2 separate regions of the Homo sapiens genome follow, and region 1 is linked to region 2. A link is a loop called in an ENCODE intact Hi-C map of the cell type or tissue named here. Cell type or tissue: GM12878. All regions are shown on one strand. Region 1 overlaps DLGAP1 (DLG associated protein 1). Region 2 overlaps DLGAP1 (DLG associated protein 1).

Region 1 (8,000 bases), 73 kb after region 2:
ATTATGTGTTAATTCTATTTTTATCTTTTAAGAAACCTCCATACTGGTTTCTGTAATAGCTGTGCTAATTTTTATTCTAATGGTGTACAAGGGTTTCCTTTTCTTCATGTTATTTCTCAAATTTATCTTTTGTCTTTTAGATAAGACCCATTTTTACAAGTATAAGGTGATATCTCACTGTAGTTTTATTAGCCTCTTCCTGATGAGAGTTATGATGAGCATTTCTTCACATATCTATTTACTATAGGAATGTTTTCTTTTGATAATTGTCCCTTCAAATCCTTTGCTCGCTTTTTAATCAGATTATTTGTTTTCTTGCTATTAAGTTCCTTATGTATTCTGGATATAAACCTTTCATCAGATGTGTGGTTTGCAAATATTTTCTCCCAATCTGAGTTGTTTCTGCAGTCTCTCGTTTCCTTCTCCATGCAGTAGCTTTTTCCTTTTTTTTTTTTTTTTTTTTTTTTTCTGTGCCCAGGCTGGAGTGCAGTGGCACAAACTCAGCTTACTGCAATCTCCGCCTCCCGGGTTCATGCCAGTCTCCTGTCTCAGCCTCCTGAGTAACTGGGACTACAGGCGCCCGCCAAAACGCCTGGCTAATTTTTGTATTTTTTCGTAGAGACGGAGTTTCACCATGTTAGCCAGGATGGTCTCGATTTCCTGACCTCGTGATCCACCTGCCTCGGCCTCCCAAAGTGCTGGGATTACACGCGTGAGCCACCACGTCTGGCCTCTATGCAGTAGCTTTTTACTTTGATACAATCCTATTTGTCTATTTTTATTTTTGTTGCTTGTACTTTCAGAGAGTGATATCCAAAAATAATTGCCCAGATTACTGTTGTGGAGCTTTCCCCCTATGTTTTCTTCTAGCAGTTCTACAATTTCAGGTCTTACGTTTAAGTATTTAATCCATTTTAGTTTATTTTTATATATGGTTTGTGATAAAGAATCCAGTTTTATTCTTCTGCATGTGGATATCTACTTGGGTTCCCAACATCATTAAGTGAAAAGACTGACCTTTTTTCATTATGTATTCTTGGCACCTTTGTTGGAAAGCAATTAACTGTAAATGTGTGAGTTTATTTCTGACCTCTCCTATTCCACTCCCTTTGTTGATGGTTCTCTTCTTATGCCAGTACTATGCTGTTTTTATTATTATAGTTTTGTAATGCTTTTCCCTTTTTCTTTCTTTCTTTTTTTTTCTTTTTTTCTGAGATGGAGCCTTGCTCTGTTGCCGAGGCTGGAGTGCAATGGCATAGTCTTGGTTCACTGCAACCTCAGCCTCCCGGGTTCAAGCCATTCTCATGCCTCAGCCTCCCATGTAGCTGGGATTACTGGTTCCCCCCACCACACCTGGATAAATTTTGTATTTTTAGTAGAGACAGGGTTTCACCACGTTGACCAGGCTGGTCTCGAACTCCTGAGACCTCATGTGATCCACCCCCCTAGGCCTCCCAAACTGCTGAGTTTACAGGCGTGAACCACCCTCACCCAGCCTGTAATATATTTTGAAGTCAGGTAGTAGGATGCCACCAGCTTTGTTCTTTTTGCTTGAGACAACATCTGGCCTCATGCAAAAAGAAAATATTTATAAAAATTGTTTCAAGGTGTACGCTTAATTTACTTCTCCTGCCTCATTTTGTTACATAATACCTAGAAACAAGAAATGTCTTAACTGATAAAATATAGTAAGTTCTTGTAGCCATTTCTAAAGTCTTATTATTTTGTATTATTTAACCGAATTGGTTTAGTATTTGTTTCAGATGGTCTGCTCTGAATTTTCTAGGAGTGTTCAAAGCCTGTTTTCAGTATCTGCATGGATACTTGAATTCTGGAAATCATTGCTGTCTGTATAGTTGGATTTTAATGTGAATAGGATCTGTGGGGTGGGGACTACTTTTAAGTTGGAAGTTGCTAGAGATAAACTTTCCAGTACTATGTGAAGCCACTCTGGTGTTTTTCACTGTAGTAGAGAATAAATGACAAACTACCCTCATGCTCAGACTTGAAGCTGTTGAGTGATTTTCTGTAGTTACATTCTTTGTCAATGATTGAGTACTTTTACTATGATCATAAAATCTAGTAACAGGTGAAATAATAATGATGCTGTATCATAATACTTGTAATTAATGTTTTATGGCTAAGTCAGATTGATTCTGTGTAAATCATTTCCACTAACTCATTTTATGTTAGCATTAATCTTACATATTTATAAATTTACAGTGAACATTAGGTGCTGACAATATCCAGGAGTCTCTCATCTCAGTCTGCATATGGAAAATGATGTTTTTGTTATCTGCAGGAGACTGCAGAGTCCTCAAACTAAGAGATGAGAAAAAGGGGATTAATAACAGCACTTTCAAAATATTTTTCTTTTATAAATGATGACGAAGTTAATAAATATTTTTCATTTGCACTTAGAGATATTTACTCAAAAATGTCTATTTTTCCATCCTGAAATTCTGGAATTAAAAGTGTTATGAAGGTTATTTTAATATCAGTGCCCAGAAAGGCTTTATTAAATTCCACAATACACAATAAATACTAGGGCACTATTGGCCTTTGGTAATTTTTCATTTTCATTAAACGTCTCAGAATTGTGAAGTATTCTTTTTTAATCTTACGGGTTTTCTTTTTGCATTGGTATTGTGTGTGTGTGTGTGTGTGTGTGTGTGTGTGTGTGTGTGTGTGTGTAAAATTGTAATTAGGGTTTCCACCACAGATGTTTTAAAGCTTGGAAAGGGCAACTTTAATTCCTTATGCATGAGGGCAAGAGTGAATTAAAATCAGAGCTTTTGATTGTGTTTACAGGAGAGTGAATGAGGGGACTCAGGCACATTGATTATACAGTTCCGTGTTTCACATCTTGCCTGTTGGCTTTCTGTATTTGCCTCCCACTCAGTTTTGCTACTGCTTTGGCTAAGAAGAGAGTCACAGTGTACTGTGGGGCTGTGTTAAAGAGAACAAGAGATTATAACTCATGAGACAATGACAGAATATATCATTTATAGAGCTCTAATAAAAAATAAATATATTTAATTCAAATAACTTTAAAAAGTAACTCCAATTTACCTGTTCAGCTTGAGTGCATCTAGAAACAAAAAGGGAACTCATCAAATGGGCATCTTTTTCCATATTTGGAGTTGTTATGGTCACTTCCCTTAGCCCACCAGCTAAAATGACGCAAGCAGCTGTGAAAATCGTGGGAGGAAGAAACAGAGAATGAGCAGTTAAACAGTATCTCACTCTGTCTTTCTCATAATTGCCTCCTTTCAAAGCATGATGTTTAGGGGGAAATGCCCCTAGGACCTTCTACTCTGCTCTCATTACCTTTCTGAATGGCATTCTTCTGAAATTTAATTAACATTGGATTATTAAATTCTCACAAGAAGGTTATAATAGCAAAGACAAGGTTGGAGGGAGAATGGAGGGGAGACAAGTGATGGATGGGGTTCCCTCCCAGAGTGGGAGGGCTGAGACCCCAGAATGAGTGGTTGGAGAGGCCTCAGAATTGAGGAGAGAAGAGGCAAATGTGTATATGAAGGAATGAGGGAGGCTGGAATTTCCTCTAAATATTGCTGAGTCCTATTCCCAAAATTCAAATGTGATTTTCCTGTTTAGAAACTTTCAGTGACTATTGCCTAAGCCAGATGGGGATTTAATGACACAAAATGCCAATCAGTCTCATCTCTTACTAGTTTTTCATTCTCACTTTAGTACTGTCCCTTGAAATGCTGAATCCTGGGCACAGTAAGTAGATTTGAGCCTTTTCAACAACCGACTTCTCTGCCTCTGTTCTTGTCAATTTTTATGAAAATCTTCTGGACCCACTTAAAATGTCTCCACCTTTCTATATCATTCTACAATAGTCATCTTCAAGAATTAAAGTTAATTTCTCCTCCCAGGATCCCCCTTCTGATTATTAATATGACCCTAATGGAGCTTGTCTCATATACTAGTTGTATTTGTTTGGTCCCCAAACTAGACTGAGTACTCCTTTGTTCAGCCCTCATGTTGTTTAGCATAATTAGACATCCACTAAATGTTTAAATTAGGATATACAGAAGAAAATAATTTAGGACAATATAATCGCTAAAAATCAAAGCATGAAGGGCTACATAAGATAGTGTTACTGTTCTTTTGTTCCAGAGGTGATACATTTATAAATTTTTAAACTGTTACCACAGAGGTAGCTCTTAGTAAAACAAGTATATGCTAGGAATTTTGTTTTAAAAAAGCCATAGATATATCTTTTTAAACTAATTTATTTTTTACCTCACAGATAACAATTGTATTTATTTATGGTGTGAAACATGATGCTTTGATATATGTATACATTGTGGAATGGCTAAATCAAACTAATTAAAATATCCGTTACCTCACACTGTTATAATTTTTTGTGTTATGAAAACATTTTAGAATCCATTCTCATAGCAACATTTAGGTATATAATACATTGTTATGAACCATAGTCACCTTGTTGTACAATAGATCTTTTGAACATATTCCTCCTATCCAACTGAAATTTTGTGTCTTTAAATGAAAACATCTACATTGTCTTAACCAGAAGCCCTGTAAAATGTTTTTGATATTAATAATGATAAACATATGACAACTTCAGTACCTGGATCTAAAAGATTATTTTCAGTGTAATGCCCTTATTTAAACAGATGAGTACACTGAGTTTTTTTATTGAAATATGGTGACATATGATGCACATTCTTAATGAAGTTGCAAATAGAAAATGACATTTTCTGAAAAATAAATAAAGGAGACCTTGCTATCCCTGATTTCTTTTTCTCAAGATGGAACTCCTGCATCGACTCCAGAAAAGCCTTTGTGTGTATATCCTACCAATTCTTGCCCCGATCTGTTCTTTCATGCATTAGAAGGAATTCCAAGCAGGTCCACATTGTAAGCAAAGGCTTAATGCATTGTTCTAGATTCAGCCTGCACTTGAATTGGTCTTTGATTTTTATATCATGTTACAACTTTCAGATTTCCTACCGTTTTTCAAGCAGGGCAGCTTCATGGTTTAACAGCTCACATCTTAATAATTCTTATTCTCTATACGTATTTGTAAATTTTGCCGTGTCAAGCAATAGAAATGCACTGAATTTTCTTTCAAGCTATGAATGGTGAAGCCACAGAGGAATGTTTTAGTGATGCTGGAAATAAAAAGTTTTCTGGGAAGTATTTGAGCCATTTGCCATATTTGGGTATTATGGTATGTCTTTCTTTTTTAATATCACTTTCTCATAGCTGGGAAATATTTCTTTTAAAAGGAAAGCTTTTATGGCCAGGCATGGTGGCTCATGCCTGTAGTCCCAGCACTTTGAGAGGCTGAGAAGGCCTGGCCAACATGGTGAAACCCTGTCTCTTCTTAAAATACAAAAATTATCTGGGCGTGATGGTACGCGCCTGTAATCCCAGCTACTCAGGAGGCTGAGGCCGGAGAATCGTTTGAACCCACGAGGCGGAGGTTGCAGTGAGCCGAGATCACACCACTGCACTCACATTCTGGCCGACAGAGTGAGATTCTGTCTCAAAAAGAGAGAGAAAGAAAAGGAAAGCTTTTAGCTCTTTTTATATATTTTACTTGTTGTTCTATAACTGCCCAATGGCAATAGCTGTTAAGGTTTGTGTTTGATCATCCTGGGGATCAAGTTCCAATTATGCTTCAGCTCTATGCCTTTCTTCCCCATCCTGTATCTGCACTTGAGATTCGAGAGGAAAACAAAAGAGATACTTAAATAGAAACAAGTTTCTGGGTGAATAGGGAGTATGCAAACTTTTTAATATCTGAATTCAGTGAAACAGTTATTCATGAAAGAGTGACTGTACAGCCCTGGAAAACATATGTTTCCTTCAATCCTTTCACTGCTAACTTCAGAAACAGAAAATAGAGCAAGAAGTACACTCCTTTATTGTGACAGTGTACAAGAAACTACATGGAATAGAATTTCAAAGGTAATTCTATGTCATGATACCTTAAAATTATCATGGATCTGATTTTTTTCTATGTCATGACCTGTCAGGTGGTACTAGCGTAGCAAACATGTTACAAGTCCAGCTCAGTGAGCAGAACATATCATTTGAAAAAGATGGTAATAGATGAAGAATTAAATAAGCCGGTGAATGTGTCAGTAACAAGGATGTGACGGCCCTACATGAATAGGTGTCCCAACAGGTGGTAAAACCATACAGTGAGGAATCTAAGGTCATCAGTAGGACTGTGAACATGGATGTGAAATAGGAAGGCATCCAGCGCTCTCCTTTCCCCCCTACATTTTCACATTTTGCGTGGAAATATTAAAACCTGACCTGATTTCAAAATAGGCCAGTGACATCTCTGCTGGTGGTATCTCATGTCTAGGGTATCTCCAGCAGGGACCTCACCAGTAGACCTGGGTGTAGGTCATGAGGGAAGGAGGACAGAAGCAGAGGAGGGACTGCTGGTAGAAAAAGCCAACGAAACCCCTAAATTCCTGCAAGGTCGGGGGCAACCGCAAATTGATGTCCCTATCCTAAATAAGCTGGAGAGCTCAGCAGGGATATGGACATGGGAAAAAATTATAAATCTAGTGGCCAAATTGTGGCATACAGTCAGTAACCGGACTCAGGAAGAGATTGATCCTGCTAATTTAATCACATCGGGGCACAGTACAGTGTGAGAACAAAGTGTCAAGTGTTCAGTTCGACGGCCTTAAATCCTCCCTGCACATAGTCAGGATATGGCTGCAACCATGCAGAGAGAATGTAGAGTGGCAGGAAACTGTACAGAGGCCAACACTGTTCTCAGAGGCCTCCATCATTGTTGTCTTCTGTGCTTGGGGTGCCCTCTACTCTTACATGTCTCTCCAGGGCACACGTGGAGCCATAGGAGAGGACCGTGGTTTTCTGGGATATCTCTGAGTAAGACTGTGTCAGAGTGGCAGTTTCATTGAAGCAGGCTTGCTAACTACAACTGTGCCACCCGACCCTGCCTGATTCCCATCTTCCCCATCAAACATGTGACAGCACTTTCTACAGGATGGAGAGTAAGAGGTAGAGCCACTTGTTTTCTATAGTGTACGGCTGTGCATGGCAACCAGAACTTGTGGTGTTTTCGTATGCAATATAGAGTTTAAACAGTTAATAGGCGGTTACTGTCATTATTACTTTCAGCCTACACGATGCCATGTAACACACGGATCAATAGGCATTAGCAGCTCAAAGTTAATGAGAGAGGTTTAGGGAAGAATTTTATGATGGATCCAGTTGGGCTTAAGAAATAGGCTTCTGGTTTCCCTTTTAGTCCATCATATTTTCAACTAGTAGTTAAAGAAGGCATAGATAGCAATGAAACCAGATTGTACAAAAAAATTCATTCTTAGTTCTGTTTGTGTTTATACCTTATGTTTTTCTTTGTGTTTATAGCAAGAACCTGTGGTACAGTTTTTGATAAATTTTTAATAGTGATAAAACCCAACCGTCCTATGAACTCCTTAGGCCATCTCATGGGAAAACCATCAGTTCAGCCATTCATTCAATCAGTATTTTTTGAGCACTTACTATGTGCTGAATATTGTGCTTTTTCACTCATTTCTGCTTCAGAGTCAAAAAAATTACTATGATGTATCATGCAAATGTTAGAGGCAAATAATCTGAATATTTAGGAAGTATATTTCAAAAGTTTGTGTAATTTTACCAGTCTTTAAAATATCTGATACCTGGGCTGAATTAGCTTTCATTAGTTTAAGTTTGCAAAACACTGTATTTCAAAATTAATTGACCTTCAGACTAATTTAGAAGGGATAATTGTAATGAATTTGGTAATTATAAGCATAATAAATTGCATTCAATGTATAATACTTAAAAGATTGTAACTTTTTACTTGTCTACTTCTAGAAAGCAATTGAGGTAATTTAGAGTTTTGAAAGTTATATAAGTCAATATAATTTGAGAGTGGTTAAAATATAAATCAAAAGCTAATTAGCAGGAGAAAGGGAATTGCCAGG
Region 2 (8,000 bases):
AGCAAATTTGTGCACATTATGCAATATGGGTTTGGGAAACCGTCAGCAAAACCCAGCCAAGGGCTCTTCATTCAGTGAACCACAGACACTACCCTCCAGCATGCTCACCCTCTCCATCTGTCTGGGAGACTCATCCCTCCTTCTGGCTCACGTGGTAAAAAGATATAGGAGGTTTCTCTCTCTTGCTCTTCCTTTTGTACTTCTTTTGGTCACCCAAGCCCTAGCATGAGTTTCTACCTTTCCAAGTGAACCAACCAAATTGCTCTTGAGAGGGAAGAACATGTGGCTTCCTCTCAGAGAGCGCCAATACCCAGCACTACTCAGCTCCACATGGTTTATCTACGGGAAACCTTCCCTGTACTTTGATTCCTGGGAAAGGCTTTTTCCTTCCTATCTCTTGGACTTCAGAGTAGCAGAAAACCGTAATTCGTGAGAATAACCCAATCTCTTTCTTTAATTTTGCTATTTTGGATAAACTCTGGGTCCTCATGATCATGAAGGACACTTCTACTGCAGAGTTGCTTCTGTCCGTGTCATTGGAGTGGCTGTGGAATTCTATGCTGGATTTCCTGGTGGTCATATTCTTTTACAAAGTGGGGCTAATGAACCTTTTGGAATCATGGTCTTTGTGTCTTTGTTGAACATCCTTTGGATGTGGAAGCTTCATCGATTTGCTGCTCTCTGCCTTTCTTTACACTTTTCTTCCTCGGACTGGGGATTGAATGTTAAATTTGTATTTGCTCTTACTAAGTCATAGAGGCAAATCCATCTGGAAAAGACTAACAGTATCTTTCAAACATCTGCAGCCAATTACTCTAGCTTTCCCTGTGCCCGCAGCCGGTGGAGTTAGAATATCTGTTAGTGGATGCTCCTTCATATGTTTGTATTCTACAGGGTGCATATTTCTTGGGTTGAGGAGGCCCTGGGTCTTCTTCAGGTAGACTCTGTCACTTTTCCCATGGTCTAGTGTCAGAATGTAAGTGATGTTGAATTTGTCTTTATCGTGGGGTTTAGGAACATGTTAACTGCAGCTCCCGCATTCAGCATTACTTGGGCGTTTGATTATGAATGTTTTTATATATCTTTCTGGTATTCCAGCAAGGCTGTATAGCATGTCCCCTCTCTCTCACAAATTAGGAGTTTTATTATTTAATGGGTATGGACTTAAGTAGATTCTGTTATAAACGCTTGTATTCAAAAATCATTAGGTTGGAAAAATGTTATTTGGCTCTCAAAAGATGTGTATTGTGTTTATTTACTTTTACCAGAAAACACCATTTCATCTTTCCTTCACCCGTCTCCACCCCTCCATGTTAATGAATCTTTACAGAGAACCATGTTAATGATCTTTACAGAGAACCAGCTGCATGCCCAGCAGGTCTCCCAGGTTAGGAAACCATCAGTCTCTGGCTATAGGTAATACGCGGAGCCCTCGTACTGAGGTAGATGCTAGAAATAATAATTTTAAAAGTAAGGCAAAAATCTTGATTTTACTTTATACCCCCTATTTGATTTTGATTAAGTTTATCTTGATTTTTTTTGACCCAGAGAAAAGCGATACTTACCTCCCCAATGTTTTAGAGATAGTAATAGGGATATAAAAAGGAAAAAGAAAATATTACATAAAAGTTAATACCCATTTGGAATTTTACTTTCTCTTTCTTTTTCTTTTGTATGTCAATAGGGGAAAATGTGAACTTAGGTAAAGAATTCCCAATGCAATGTGCTATTTCTTTTACAACTTGTGTTTTGTGTTGGAACACTTCAAAATTAGGCATAAAACTCAAAGGAAAGTCTGAAAAATCAGAAACTGGAAAGTTAACATTGAAATGTCCGGGTAATTTTTAAAGACTGTTACTTGTTTCCTTTGTTCAAACACCATTTTCTGACTATTCTGAGCAAGATTTTATTTCTGGGTAACTACTAACTTTCAGTACCAAATGGCTTAATTTAGCACAGTAGGGCCGAATGAAGGTATTCCTGAGCTGTCTCATGTTCACTTGTGCAGGCTGAGCATGCCTTATTTTCAATAGACGAGAACTGAAACTCTGTAAAGCAATTTATGAAATTCTTTAAGAGAAAACAGATCTAAAAATATCACTATTGGCATAAGAACCTTACTAATTTCCGTGATCATCAAAATCTTGATTTCTGAAAATAGGTTTGTTCCCACCTATTTAAAATTAATTATCTGATACACTGGCATAGGAATTTGTATTACAAAGAAGATATATTTTAACAATAAACTGTAGTTTTCATTTAAAACCTACGTTTTCATAAATAATTAACTAGGCTAATTATTCCAAAAATTGATTAAACCCAGTGATTAGAGGCATTCTATTTTGGGGATTTTTTCCCCCAAATTCTTCTCCAAAGGAATCCTTCCAAGTAGATGTGCATTTTTCTGGATTTTTATGTTATTGTTTAAATATTGTCACCTGAACAATTACTTAGTTTGAAGTAAGTTCTTTCAAAATGGCAGTGAAATAGTGAATCAAGCAAAAGGAAATTTATTCTTAAATTCTTATCTCACACACCTTCAATAGCTTCTTGTTTCCTCCTGATTAAAGAACAGTAGACATTTGATAATTGATACTGATTAGAATTGTGCCCACTTATTAGCAAAAGCGAAATCCGTGTCATCTAGTAAATGAATACGTTTTTTCAAGGCTCATGGAACTCATAGTCATCCTGACGGTGGCTTTCTTCTTTTACTGTTTTGTCTTCACATATGCAGAAACTTTCTTGTCACCTTATTATGTTTAGCCATATAGCTACTTTTGTATTCATTTATTCAATAAATATTTATTACATACCTTCTACGTATTAGTTGTTCTAGAGCAGGGATCCCCAACCCCTCTGCCATGGACAGTACCAGTCCCTGGCCAGTTAGGAACCTGGCCGCACAGCAGGAAGGAGATGAGCCATGGGTGAGTGAGCATTACCACCTGAGCCCCGCCTCCTGTTAGATCAGCAGCGGCATTAGATTCTCACAGGAGCGCAAACCCTGTTGTGAGCTGCACATGCGAGGGATCTAGGTTGAACGCTTCTTATGAGAATCTAATGCCTGATGTTCTGAGGTGGAACAGTTTCATCCCAGAACCACCCCTGCCCCCGGTCTGTGGAAAAACTGTCTTCCATGAAACCAGTCCCTGGTGCCGAAAGGGTTGGGGACTGCTGTTCTAGATAAGGGAGACTCCAGGTGAGTAAAAGAGTAAAGCAGATGTAGAGTTCATGTGCCAGCAGGAGAGACAAAAGCAATCAGACAAATACAAATGAAAATTTCATTACAAATTATGGTGTAGCTACATCAACAAACTATGGTTGAGATCCAGAATAATGGGAGGGGTTGCCATTTTAAATAGATTGGTCAAGGAATGCCTCTTGAAGAAAGTACCATTTGACATGGGACCCAAATGTGACAAAGAATCAACCATCTGAAAAATTAGAGGTAGAGTCCATTCCAGGTAGAGTACAGAGAGTGTGAAAAGGCTCTTGCGTGGGAAAGAGACTGGCATGTTCACCAAATGGGGAAACACAAAAAGATGGCTGTGGCTGAAGCATAGTGAGAGAGAGAGGCATGGAGTACGATAGAAGAGGAGTCTAGGTATGCAAATAAATACGGGTCTTGGTAGACAGAGTTTTCATAGGCTGCGGTAAGGAGATAGGATTTTATATTAAGTGTTTTATTTTATTTATTCTATTTTAAGGCAATCAACAAAATTGTTCAAGTATGCAAGTGACAAAATCTAATTTATGTCTTAAGAAGATCATTTATTTTGCTGGAAAGAAACCAACTGTAGGAATTTGACAACCACGTGAGGGCTGCTGTAAGTGGTAGATGATGAAAGTCTAGTTCAAGTTGATGGCAGAGAATGTATATCAATTCCTTATGTATCTTGGAAATACAGTACACATGACTTGCTGATGGATTACGTATAAGGCATGAGGGTGGGAACAAAGATGACTTTTACATTTCTGGTTGGAATGGTTGGCCGGGAGTGCCATATCCTAAAAAGGAGAAGGCTAGATTTGGGACCAATTGGGCATCAGGACTCAAGTGTTTTATTTTGCTCATTCTAAGTTTGCAGCGTCTTTGAGACACCCAGGAGAAAATGCCAAGCAGACAGTTTGAAATGTGAGGCTGGATCTCAGAAGTAAGACTTGGCCTAGGGATATAAAATGATGTTTAAATCCATGGGCCTACAATCACTGTAGACTGTACAGTTATTACAGAGTTTAGTAGATTATAAAGCTTCCTGTCTTATATGAGCCTTTAAACTTTGAGTAGGTGGATCAGCCAAGGGAAGAGACCTAGCAGCACTCTCTTTTAACTAGTTGTCCTCAAGAAGGCATTTTTTAAAGTGTGTTATGACACAAGATCAAATTCCTTTTTTTTCTTGGAGCATCTGAAACTTGGATACAGCCTCAGAATAAATAATACATTATTAAATGGTCTATAATGAGGACCCCTAGAACTTTGTTAACCTTTCATGGGAAAATTCTGGTGTATTTTCACTCACATTTTAAGGGCCCAATCAAACAATAAGTGAACAGATCATGCAGCTTCCTAAGGGGAGGTAGAGAAGTCCCACCTGGATATGAGCAGCTCCTCCACTAACATACCATAATGATGTGGAGCAGGAGGTCTCTATCCATGAATCTCAGGCTGTGCTGCCTACCAACTGCCCCTCAACAGGCTTTGGGCTACCCATCTGGGTTGCTGGTGGCGATTGCTGGCTCTGGAATCCGTTTTTTATGACCTAGTAATCAGGAGGAAACTGGTTTCATTTCCCTTGACCCACTTTCGTCAGGGGAAATTGAACTTTCGGTTCATGAGAAGAGAGCCATCAGTTGAATTTCTCCTTTTAAGGGTTTCTAACCAAAACAAGTGACAACAACAAATCAGTAACTGATTAAAAACCAACTACCTCAATCGCCTTTGTAGTGTGACTTTTTTTCTTTAAAAATATTTTTAGACCAAATAAAGAGGGTACGGTATCAAAGCCATGTGTAGATGTGGAGGGAATGAGGCTGGACTGCTTCTCCATTACAGTAAACTACTGTTCTGGAGACATTCAGAAACTCCTTAGGCTCCCATGAGGTAAATGTTTAGCCCAAGAACATGCGTTTCTGGGAGCATACCTTAACAAAGGGTGTAGATCTGTCTGACCAAGAGGCAAAATAAAAGTCAGTATTTCTACTTGAGCAATCCTGAAGGTTTATGCTTCTAGGAAGGACCAGGTTATTTAAATTGCAAGCTGGAATTCAAAAGGGATGTTATGGGCTATGTAGTCGCTTCTTCAATTTCCTTCAAGCTAAGGGGATCTTCACCAATCAGTACCACAGAAATCACCGAAAATAGGTGTCAGCCAGCTATGGATTGGGGTGAATATTACTCGGCATTTGAGGTAGCAAAGAAATAACCACTGAGTGAACACTAGAGGATGGTGAAATAGGTAAATAGGACTATTTCTTAAGCAAGAAATTGAGATGCTAGAAATTAAGAAACCCCACCGTGGGTCAAACTGGCCAAAGGCAAAAGCAGGATGAAGAAAGCAAACTTTCTGAGCACATCTTCCGCAACTGGACTCTGCCATTTTTATTAAATGAAGGAAGGGTGGGAAAAGTGACCCGGTTGAGTTTCCCTAGTTGCAGAGGCCTCCTGCTCAGTGCTGTTGAAAAACAAATGCTTGCATTTGAGAAAGTGATTGCAGGAGGAGCATCTTCCTTGGGAAATATATATGTCTGTTTTGTGACATAGATAAGCTCTTCTGGGAGATTATGTTTATCTGGCTTAAAGCAAATTTATATAAAAAGGATACACTGGACTTGATTATATGTGTCAATCGGGATAGGCTAAGTTAAATTCAGGTAACAGTGTGTTTAAGGTATATGACCATTCTGTACTACTGACCGTACCAAGCTTCTTTCTTCCAAGATGAGCGCAGGCTGATGGAGCAGGCCCAAGAGGAGCACTTCCAGTTACAGGTCAGAGGCAAAAGAGAACATGGAGGAACCGTGAAAAACAGTGTTAAAGATCTCAAAGCTTTGCCCAGGGGCCTCTAGAACTGCCTATGATTTTTATAGAAATTTTATTCATAACTGCCAAAAACTGGGAGGCAACCAAGATGTCTTCCATCAGTGGATGGATAAACTGTGGTACATCCAGACAGTGGAATATTATTCAGCTATCAAGCCACAAAAAGACATGAAGGAAACTAAATCCGTACTAAGTGAAAGAAAATAATCTGAAAAGCCTATGTACTGTATGACTCCAACTGTATGACGTTCTAGAAAGGTCAGAACAATGGAGATAGTAAAAGGATTTGTGGTCACCAGGGGTTAGGAGGAATGGAAGGATGAATAGGTTGGGCACAGAGAATTTTTAGGGCAGTGGAACTATTCTATATGATACTACAATGGTGGACACATGTCATTATACATTTTTCAAAGCTCGTAGAATGTGCAACACCGAGAATGAGCCCTGATGTAGAAACTGTGGACTTTGGGTGATAATGATGTGTCAATAGAGGTTCATCAATTACAACAAGTGTACCACTGTGATATGGGATGTCAGTAGTGTTGTGAACATGTGGGGACAGGGGTGCATGGGACCTCTGTCCTTTCCTTTCAATTTTCCTGTGAACCTAAAACTGCTATAAAAACATAAGATTTATTAATTAAGAAAAAAGGGGGAGGAATACATCTTTTTTTTTTTCACACAATTTGTTATGGGCCAACATGGTATGGGGACATATATTCTCTCCATAAGGAAGGGCAGAGAATATTTTGGAGAACAATACAATACACTATTAGAATGTATTTCTTAAGATCAAAAACCATACCTCATTTAGCCCTGTAGCCACTGGAGGGACTAACACAGTGCCCTACATGTAGCTGATGTTCAGTTAAATTAAATGAATTAATCTTGAAGTAGAAGTATCTTAGAAACATGAAGGAAATAGACATCTAGATTTAATAATGAAGACTATTCACCAGTAATATTTAAACTATGCATTATTAATTGCAGGTTATAGTAATTGATGTGCATCTTAATAGACGTCATTGTGTGCCAACAGCAAACTCGTGACACAGAATATAACAGAATAATGCAGTTGCTCTGAAAGCACATTGGAGATGTACATCAATTTGCGTATAATGGGTAGTGTGAACTAGTTCATTGGAATAACTTCTATTTTGACTATAAAAGGTACACATCCCATTGTAGTAATTTTGGATAATCCATGAAGATAAAGAAGAAAATAAAAATCATTTAATTTAACCAATCATAGAAAATCATTCTACAGTCAATCTGTTTTTGCTGTCACCATTCAGTTGCTTTATACAATTTTCCATTGTAGTAAATTACACAGAACATTAAATTTACCATGTCAGCCATTTTTAAGTGTACAGTTCAGTAGTGTTAAGTACATTCATATTTTTGTGCAATCAGTCTTCAGAAATTTTTCCTCTTACAAAACTGAAACTCTATGCCCATTAAAGAACTCCCCATTTTCCCCTACCCGTACCCCTTGGCAGCCATCATTCTACTTTATTTCTCTTGCTGTGAATTTGACTATTCTAGACACTTCATTTAAGTAGAATCATAAAGTATTCATCTTTTTGTGACTGGCTTATTTTACTTAGTATAATGTTCTCAAGGTTCATCCGTGTTGTAGCATGTGTTAGAATGTCCTTCCTTTTTAAGGATGAATAATAATTCATAGTTTCTATATATCATATTTTGTTCATCCATTCATCCATCAATGATCAGTTGTGTTGCTTCCACTTTTTAGTTATTGTGAATAGTGCTACTATGAACATAGGTGTACAAGTGTCACTTCAAGACATTGCTTTCAATGTTTTTGGCCATATACCCAGAAGTGGAACTGCTGGATCTTATGACAACTCAATTTTTAATATTTTGAGGAACTGCCAAACTTTTTCAGAGTGGCTGTACTATTTTACACTCCCGTCAACAGTAGACAAGGGCTCCA

Evidence for each region. A loop is a pair of places that touch in the nucleus more often than their neighbours do. Peaks named below come from ENCODE experiments on the same cell type or tissue, not always from the same donor. Only the 100,000 strongest peaks of a DNase experiment are listed, where the experiment ranks them.
Region 1: a loop joins it to region 2, with 5 times the contacts of the local background. A loop is called at or near these places in 2 of 110 quality-filtered maps.

Annotation. Positions count from the first base shown.
Region 1 is chr18:4,315,412-4,323,411 of GRCh38, reverse strand. The region is part of intron 1 of DLGAP1 (DLG associated protein 1); the gene reads left to right. Among named protein-coding and RNA genes, the nearest start is that of DLGAP1-AS5, 55 kb to the right of the region's middle. In GM12878, no CTCF peak of the experiment used is centred here; a DNase peak (open chromatin) is centred at 3,201.
Region 2 is chr18:4,388,888-4,396,887 of GRCh38, reverse strand. All of the region lies in intron 1 of DLGAP1 (DLG associated protein 1), which reads left to right. Among named protein-coding and RNA genes, the nearest start is that of DLGAP1, 62 kb to the left of the region's middle. In GM12878, no CTCF peak of the experiment used is centred here; DNase peaks (open chromatin) are centred at 1,957 and 4,827; H3K27ac peaks cover 538 bases.